2 separate regions of the Homo sapiens genome follow, and region 2 is linked to region 1. A link is an interaction called in ENCODE POLR2A ChIA-PET data of the cell type or tissue named here. Cell type or tissue: PC-9. All regions are shown on one strand. Links, peaks and the distances in the headings refer to the core of each region. The heading gives the core; the rest is flanking DNA.

Region 1 (4,401 bases), core at 80-4,079:
CTCCAAAAATAAAGATTAAAAAATTATCAGAACAAATATTGTTGCAGTATGATCTTGAACAAGTAATTATATCTCTTGGATTTTATGCTTTCACCTATAGACCAGAACAGTTAAATATTGCGTACCTTTGGAAAAGAAGTTATGTATAAACATTAGCAACTGAATTGTCACAATACTGAATTAGACATTGTTTAAAGTTTTCTTCATATTACACATGGCATCACAGACGACCAGTGGAGATTTATGCTGCTCTTTCCAGATCAGCCCTACAGAATTAGTATTCAAAATTCACAGAACATGTGAATATGTAATTATAGTCAGATGAAGTTTAAGTTTGATTTAAAATATTATCTACGAGATTTTAGTTAGACTTCTTCAAAAGTTGTGTTATTATCCTTATCAACAGTGTTTTTTGTTTGTTTTTATTTTGTGGATGCCAAATACTCAAAATTAAATGTATTCTATTCCCTATTTTAGGTCAGTTGGTGGTGTGTACTTTATGCTCCTGTGTCATGAAAACAAAGCAGATTTGGCTGTTTTCAGCTCACATGCTTCCTCTGCTAGCACGACTCTGCCTTGTTCCTTTGGAGACAATTGTTATCATCAATAAATTTGCTATGATTTTTACTGGATTGGAAGTTCTCTATTTTCTTGGGTCTAATCTTTTGGTACCTTATAACCTTGCTAAATCTGCATACAGAGAATTGGTTCAGGTAAGACTGCTGACAACCACAAACAGGTAGATAAAATTCTACATAAATGTTAAGTACATTAAAGTTATAGTTCATTTTTATTTCACAGTTATGGTACCATTCATTTTTGCAGTTTCAAAACAGCTGCTATTTTCAGCCCAATTAGGAGCATCTGAAAGATTCTTGATTATGTTCTATTGAGAAGGCAGTAAAGTGAAGTGGTTCTCTTAAAGCAGATTTATCTGAGATCGAACCCTGATGCTGCTGTTCACTAGCTGTGTAACCTTGTGATAATTGCGTTACTTTCTGTAAAACGGAGCTAATAATGAAAGCTGTGCTTTCCTCATAGAGTTCTGTGAGATTTAAATGAGTTTAGTACCAGGCAGACAATGTTCCATATGTGTTAGCTATTGTAATGAAGACAAAAATAATAAAGAATTGAATACCTATAAGTCAAATCCTGCTTTTTCCTTCTGATTATAGTCCTACTGTGACTATAGTTTCTTCCCTTTGTGTGCCTAATTTAAACAGAAAAGTTAAATAGTTCTGGGTTATAATATGATAGATTTCATTTAGATATAGTACTTGAATTGACTTTGCCAACATAACATGCTTTTTGTAAAAGTTTCTTCCCTACTTTTTTCAGCCTTTGCTCTAAGATAAATTACTCCCAGATACAAACAATACACATTTGGGAAATAAATGTTTCTGTTTGGTTTAATTGATAGTTTGTAATATATAAAATAGATTTTAACCTGACATTGGTATAAAAAGAGAGTGTTAAAATGTCACTGTCTTCCACCTCTTGACTGTGTCCTTAAGGTACAGGAAGCTCTCAGATAGAACAAACTGATAACAGCTAAGTGAAGTATTCTCTTGTGGCCCCAGGGGCAGATCTTTGAGAATACTTTCTCTAAGCTTTTGGCCTTAGCCTGATTCTATCTTCGTCTTACACAGTGATTAACTTGGGCAGTTTTCCCAGGAGTAGATCTTCCAGAAAAGGGATTATTTCTACAGTCAGTGAAGAGTGGCTTCATGGGGAAGCAGGGCAGGAAGGGTTATAGTTGTATTCAGGGTAATAATGACAAATTTAAGATACATATTTTTTCTTTGAATTCAGTCTTATGAGGGTTATCTTTGTTTGTAATAAATAATGAATATTCAGTAAATACTTATTGAATATTAAATATTTATTGAATAACCTCAGCCTTCATTTTTTAATGTCATGTTTAGTTGGTTGCCATAAGATTCATACATCAACTAGATGTAGTTGTTGGAAATATAGGTTATAAAATGCGTGACCAGGAAAGAATCAGATAAGCAAGAAATGGAAACAGACAGGTTTTTTTAGTGGTCTGTTTCTTGAATGGAAAGGAAGAAAAATATTCTCTGCCTCGTAATGATGAGTTTACCTGATAATAATTTTGCAGCTAGTTGGGCAGTTTCCTTTTTCTTTTAATCTTTTGTCACTGGGGAAAATAGAAGTTAATAGACTGGGTTGTAGAAAAAGCCTTTGCTTTACTGATGAAAGAATTTTAAATTTAGAATAATCTGCAAGTCAATTTATTTTAACTTAATACTTAAAGATGTTTATACCTTATTGAAACATTCTGGTATCACATTGAGAGATTCCAGCAAGACCAGCTGACTGCTAGATACTGGTTTTGTAAGCTGTCCAGCAGAATTCCTGCTGTGTCACCAGGGTCTGGTCCCTGACATAGTAACTCTAGAAACTTGGTTACACCTATGCTCTTAGATTGAATCAGATTCTGTGATTGATTTTTCCTAATCAGTTTCATAAGAAGAGTGTTTTATAAACTGGAAAACTAATTTAGTGAGTTGCAGATTATTAAGCCTTTTTTTTTTTTAAGATATATCCTTTTCCTAGTGTTACTTACACTTGGCAAACCAAATGGAAAAACATAGCTTGATAAAAACACAGTAGGAGGAAGGGGAATTGATGTGTATGGGAGAAAAAGACTTGCTAACTATCTTTGCTCTGCAAAATTTTTTTCCAGTGATTAAGTACTCTTCTTCCATTGAACTGTTTCTCATTTGTGACATTTCTGAATAAACCCTGAAAGTTTTTACTTTTGCATTTTTTTTCCTAGTGCCTCAAGCAGTGTTGTATCAATTCATGCTAGTCCTGATTATTTTGATTAGACATGAGTGTTTACCAAGTCTCCTCAAACTACCTTTTAAGGTTATTTTGTACTGAATATGACCTTATTTTGACCTTATCCCTGAACTATTAGGGCAGTTTACTGTGCTATTAGATAAGTGTGTGTCAAGTGTTAATAATAATGCAAAATTAGTAAGTTTTAAAAAACATGCTATTTATTAACTATATAGGCTAACTTTAAAGGAATTTAGCTGAAACAGTCTTGCAATCAAAGAAAAGCTATTTAATATTTTACTTCTGATTTGACTCAAGTGTTTAAAGTGTTTATTGATGGTGATGCAAGAAGTTTTCCTATCTTACGTTTTTATTTAGGTAGTGGAGGTATATGGCCTTCTCGCCTTGGGAATGTCCCTGTGGAATCAACTGGTAGTCCCTGTTCTTTTCATGGTTTTCTGGCTCGTCTTATTTGCTCTTCAGATTTACTCCTATTTCAGTACTCGAGATCAGCCTGCATCACGTGAGAGGCTTCTTTTCCTTTTTCTGACAAGGTAATTAATAAGAGCCTATGATACTATATATAACCTTAGAAAGAGAAAACTTTGATCTAGGAATAGTAAGTTTTGCAGATTACTTTTATCGTTCATGTTACACAACTTCGTATTTTGTTAAGATAGGATTTTCATTCACTGGATACCTAGGTTTGGCAATGCAGGGAGGTGCTAACATAATAATGTGGTTTATTTGGCTGCACTATGGACCAGAGTGTAGCAAATGATTTGTGGAAAGGTACATAGCAAATCGTAAAAGTATTTTTTCAATTTCAAGTTAAAATTATTGGGTCAATCAGAAAAAAGTATATTATAAAAATAACATTTATTGAGTATTTAAAATGTACCATACCATTAAACACTTTGCCTCACATTAATCTTTACAACGACCCTAAGAGATAGGTGCCTTTATTATAATTACCATTTTATAGCTGAAGAAACTGTACCAGGAATAACTTGCCCCAGGTAACACTGCCAAAAGAAGCAGAACTGGCACTCAGACCCACCTGAGTTCGAAGCCTGTGACTTACTCTCTATACTTTGCCTTTGTCCCTGTTGACTTCAGTATCGAGAAAGAGTCCGGTAATTGGTGAAATGGGTAGATAATAGTACTTTACTGTCTAACCCAGGGGTGTTCAATCTTTCGGCTTTCCTGGGCCACATTGGAAGAAGAATTGTCTTGGGCTATACATAAAATACACTAGCACTAACGATAGCTGATGAGCTTTAAAAAAAAACTTGCAAAAAAAAAATCTCATAGTGTTGTAAGAAAGTTTACAAATTTTTGTTGGGCTGCATTCAAAGCTGTCCTGGGCTGCAGGTTAGTCAAGCTTGGACTAACCCAAAATAATTCTAAGACTCGGTTTTTAATATTTAGGGGTTTTTGTTTTGTTTTGTCTTTTTAAATCTCATGTCATTTAAGTCATTTTCCCATTTTATTGTGAGCTTCTGCTAGATCCACATTTGTTATTTTTTCCACTCTTGAGTTTGAATCTCACATTCTCAGAATCTAGTACATGAATATACATCTTGGTTCCCT
Region 2 (4,401 bases), core at 191-4,190, 750 kb before region 1:
TGACTAAGAACAACAATCTTCTTTTTTGGCCATTGATAGTTTTTCTTCCAAAATTATAAAAATGTTTAATAGTCCCCACCATAATTCTACTGAAACCCAATTTGTATTCTATCACATTTTCTTAATTTGATGTTCTTAATCACAAATAGAGTATTTGCTTATTGCACCATGTGAAATAATACAGAGGTTATAAAAAAGCTAATAATCTACTCCTCCTCACTCCATCGTATCCCTTGAGGTAACTAAACTAATAAATAGCTTTTAAAAGTTGGGTTAGACATTACTCTATAACTTGCTTTTTTACTTAGATATTATGAGCAATCCTCCTAACAGATTAGTAGATGTATATCTAACCTATTTTTTTTGTTTGTTTGTTTGTTTTTGAGATGGAGCCTCACCCTGTCACCCAGGCTGGAGTGCAGTGGTGTGATCTCAGCTCACTGCAACCTCCGCCTCCTGCGTACAAGCGATTCTCTGGCTAATTTTTATATTTTTAGTAGAGAAGGGGTTTTGCCATGTTGGAAGTCTTGTCTTGAACTCCTGACCTCAGGTGATCCACCTGCCTCAGCCTCCCAAAGTGTTGGGATTACAGGCATGAGCCACCGCGCCCGGCCTAACCTATTTGTTTTAACACCACTTTACATTTTACTGTAGTTTAAATTTCTTATTACGCATAATCAGGTTAAACCTAAAATACCAAATCTTCCTTGCCCCAGCAACTACATTTTTAGGAATTTATCCTGAATATGTGGGCACAGACATATATACAAGAGTATTCATCCAACATTGTTTGTAGTAAAAGACCAAAAATAACCTAAATGTCAATCAACTGGGAAATTGGTAAGTAAAATAGGACACTTTGTAAAATGGATTATTATGCAGCCATGAAAACCAGCAGTAACTCTATGCATTCTGACACAGAACTATGTCTAAGATATGCTATGCTGTTGAGTGAAAAATGAAACTTTCACTGAAGTGTTTCTAAAATGACACCACGAATCAAAATAAACAGAGTGAAAACACACACATTCTGCATGCAAAAACACTCAAACATACATATACGCATGTGGATATGTATGCTTACAAATAAATAGACTATTTTGGAAAGCATACACAATCTGGTAACAATGTTTACTTCAGGAGAAAAAATACTGAGAGTGTTGGGTGTGAATGTGGGGTAGGTAACAGCAGAATAATTTTTTCATTTTTTTTTTCTGATTCAAATAAGAATCTATGCATCATTAAAAAATAAACTAGTTGATTTTTAAAAATTGCTACAAGTAATCATGCAAAATAGTTACAAGGCGTGATGGCACGGTCCAAGTTCCCTGTGGTCCTAAGTCTAAAAACAGGCATTCTTTACAAAACATTGTAAAGAAAAAAAGTATAGAAAATCTCATATCCTGAAGTACATCTTTGTAATGTCCCGAGGCAGGGTTTTTATTCTGGAGTTAGAGGGTCCATAAACTTGGGTGAGAAAAAAAACCCTCTTTTTAAAAAAAAAAAAAATACAAAAACCAAAAAAAACCCAAACTAAACTTTGGCTGAAAGTTTGCATTTCCTTTGATAGGAAAGTGGGCAAGCAGCCACACTAGAGTCAGCAGGATTTGTCACCAATAGAAATCAGATCTGTGATATAACATTACATTTGTTGCAGATATCTTGAAATATTTCCACTTGTCAGTACTTCAAAATTATAGTAGTTATTTATTTGACTTGCTGCTAGATCTTGTTTATTTAATATGTTAAAGGACTTTTTTTACTCTATAATAAATTTGTTTTTTCAACATTATAACTGTATTTCAATATAATTGGTTTTCTTTGAAATCCTGTGTCTTTTATTTGATGTGTTGACTGTGAGAAGGGGCTTCATCAGATTGCCAAAGGGGTCCGCGAAACAATGGAGCCAAGGAACCTTGGTGTTAAGGTAAATGCTAAAGGGCTGGGGACAAGGAATCACAAATGGGCGCTGTGGGGAGTGTCCCTAGAAGCTGGGAGAAGGGACCCTACTGCTTCCTCTTGATGCCGGGGGCTGATTAATGGCCTGAATATATGAATCGGAGATGCAATTTTTTGTTGCTGTTCCAGTTGGTGGATCCTCCTCCTCCCCAACCAGCTGCCTCCCTGGATCTCCGCCCGGCCCAGTGCTGGTGGTGTGAGCCCTGGGGCTGACGCCTGCGAATGACAGTGAGCCCGGCTTGCCCTTGGTCCCATTTTAACCTCCTTTTGGGGCACGGCCAGGGTGCTAAGCTCAGCCTCTAAGCAATGCACATTAGCCTGGCAGGAAACTCTGTCTTGAAGAATTTCAAAAAATTCTTGTGCAAAACCAAGCCCCAAATTCATCCCAACAGGAGAGAGAAAGCTTAGCGGGGAGCAAGACACTGTAGGCAGACACACTTGGAAAAAGTTAAATGGGGCTCTAGGAGGAATGGGCCACTTACATGTGCTAGAACATTCTGTTTCTGAACACTTTAAACTGAACTGCTCGTTGGTGCAACTTTTATAGCACAATTCCTGTGCTCGCACCAGAGAGGGGCACTTGAGTGTTCAAAGGGTGGTCAGATGAGCTGCGGGTGAGTGTGGCCAGGAGTGTGCTGTCAATAGAGTCGTAAGAGCAGAGCCTGCCAATGTGGACAGATTCTACTGTATCCTGAGCTGACTCATGGTGCTGTCATGCCAGGAGGGGTGATGATGGGTGGGGTGAAGATGGCCCTCCCCCTGCACTGATTCCAGCCTTACAAGTCCTTAAAACACAGCTCACTTTCCTTTTCCTCCCCCAAATCTTATTTCAGCCCACTCTTCTTTCTGTCTCCTCTGCATTCTGAAGACACCCATCATTCAGATGGCACCTTTTAGCTTGTGCTGAAATTGATCCATTCCTTCATTTAATCATTTATTCCCTAAGTATTTAGGGCTGGCCAGCCATAGATTCAAATCTTAGCTCAGCCACTCACTCATGTCATCGCGGCAAGTAAAATAAATGAACACTTTATTTAAAAATTTCAAGCCCACATTTGCAAAACTCCTGCTTCCCACGAAATACACACATAGTAAGTCACATTTTTCCTTTTTAAACGGATGATGGCTTTGCTCTCTCATCATGAATCTTTCCCTGGACTGTTGAGGCTGTTAGTGCCAGTTTCTCTTTCCTCCCCATCTGAGGCTCTGGTGTGAAACTGGTGTACTATTGGACGTCTGCACTATAAACACCCTTATTCCAGGTTTTAAAACAGGGAGACATTTTTATTGTTCAAATTGAGACACTTTTGAAAATAAGAAAGGGTTATTATAATAAGTATAATTATGCTTTGATAATAGGCATAAAAGGAGACCATCTCAGTGAAATGGGACATATGGTCACCCTATTAGAAAACAGTGATATATTACCCAACAGAAAGACCCAGTGTGTCTTCAGAGCATTCGCAAAGCTGGGGCACCTGTATTTTTGGTGAAATAATCTGATATTAAAGAAATCAAAGTTACCTCCATGGAAAGAATCAGAATATTGTTGGCCTTCCTTACATTTTTTTTAGGGTTCTATGCATACGTGTGTGTGTGTGTGTGTGTGTGTGTGTGTGTGCATGTTTTAATTTATAATTTTATTATTCCCTTTTCAATACCTTAGGCCTTTAGAGGTCTCTATCTGGCTCTGCTATAAAGTCACTGGAATAGTTTCCTCTTTTCCTGCTTCTGCAGGGATCAACTCTGACCATATCCCTCTCAGAGGTGAGAGGCAGGTGACCATGGCTAGAGGGTGAGGGAATGTAAGGGCCAATTGGCAATGGGACAATCTCCCCCAGAGGCAGGTGGAACGGCAGCCTTTTGATAAAGAATGAAGAGGCCATCCATTTTCAAGATCCTACCTTGTGTCCACACGGGTCTTGACCTAGCCAATCTCGCTTCACCGGCTTCATGACCAGGCCCAGATTGGCATTTTGGTTTTAGAATACCAGTCTATGACAGTCTCTTTTTAATGAACTTGTGGTAGTTTTGAGGAAGGAGACAAGCCACTTAACCCCCCTGAGCCCATTTCCTTATTTGTTTACTTATTAATTTAATTTAATTTAATATTTTTGAGACAGAGTTTTGCTCTGTCTGCCAGGCTGAAGTGCAGTGGTGCAATCTTGGCTCACTGTAACCTCCACCTCCCAGGTTCAAGTGATTCTCCTCCCTCAGCCTCCCAAGTAGCTGGGATTACAGGTGCCCGCTACCACGCCCGGCTAATTTTTGTGTTTTTAGTAGTGACAGGGTTTCACCATGTTGGCCAGCCTGGTCTCGAACTCCCGACCTCAAGTGATCCGCCCGCCTCGGCCTCCCAAAGTGCTGGGATTACAGGTTTGAGCCACCATGGCTGGCCCCATTTCCTTATTTATAAAATGGGCAGAGCATGAATACCTATCT

The links. ChIA-PET counts read pairs that join two places held together with the same protein. Peaks named below come from ENCODE experiments on the same cell type or tissue, not always from the same donor. Only the 100,000 strongest peaks of a DNase experiment are listed, where the experiment ranks them.
Region 2: POLR2A ChIA-PET joins it to region 1 with 6 read pairs; 2 of 35 experiments call an interaction of 5 or more read pairs at or near these places.

What each region holds. Positions count from the first base shown.
Region 1 is chr5:159,172,944-159,177,344 of GRCh38, reverse strand. It overlaps RNF145 (ring finger protein 145), which reads left to right. Exons shown (of 11, transcript NM_001199383.2): 5 at 478-713; 6 at 3,187-3,362. Among named protein-coding and RNA genes, the nearest start is that of RNF145, 34 kb to the left of the region's middle. In PC-9, for the core only: no CTCF peak of the experiment used is centred there; a DNase peak (open chromatin) is centred at 2,381; H3K27ac peaks cover 1,798 bases.
Region 2 is chr5:159,926,561-159,930,961 of GRCh38, reverse strand. All of the region lies in intron 1 of ADRA1B (adrenoceptor alpha 1B), which reads right to left. Among named protein-coding and RNA genes, the nearest start is that of ADRA1B, 12 kb to the right of the region's middle. RefSeq lists an enhancer at 1,661-2,160. In PC-9, for the core only: no CTCF peak of the experiment used is centred there; a DNase peak (open chromatin) is centred at 2,681; H3K27ac peaks cover 634 bases.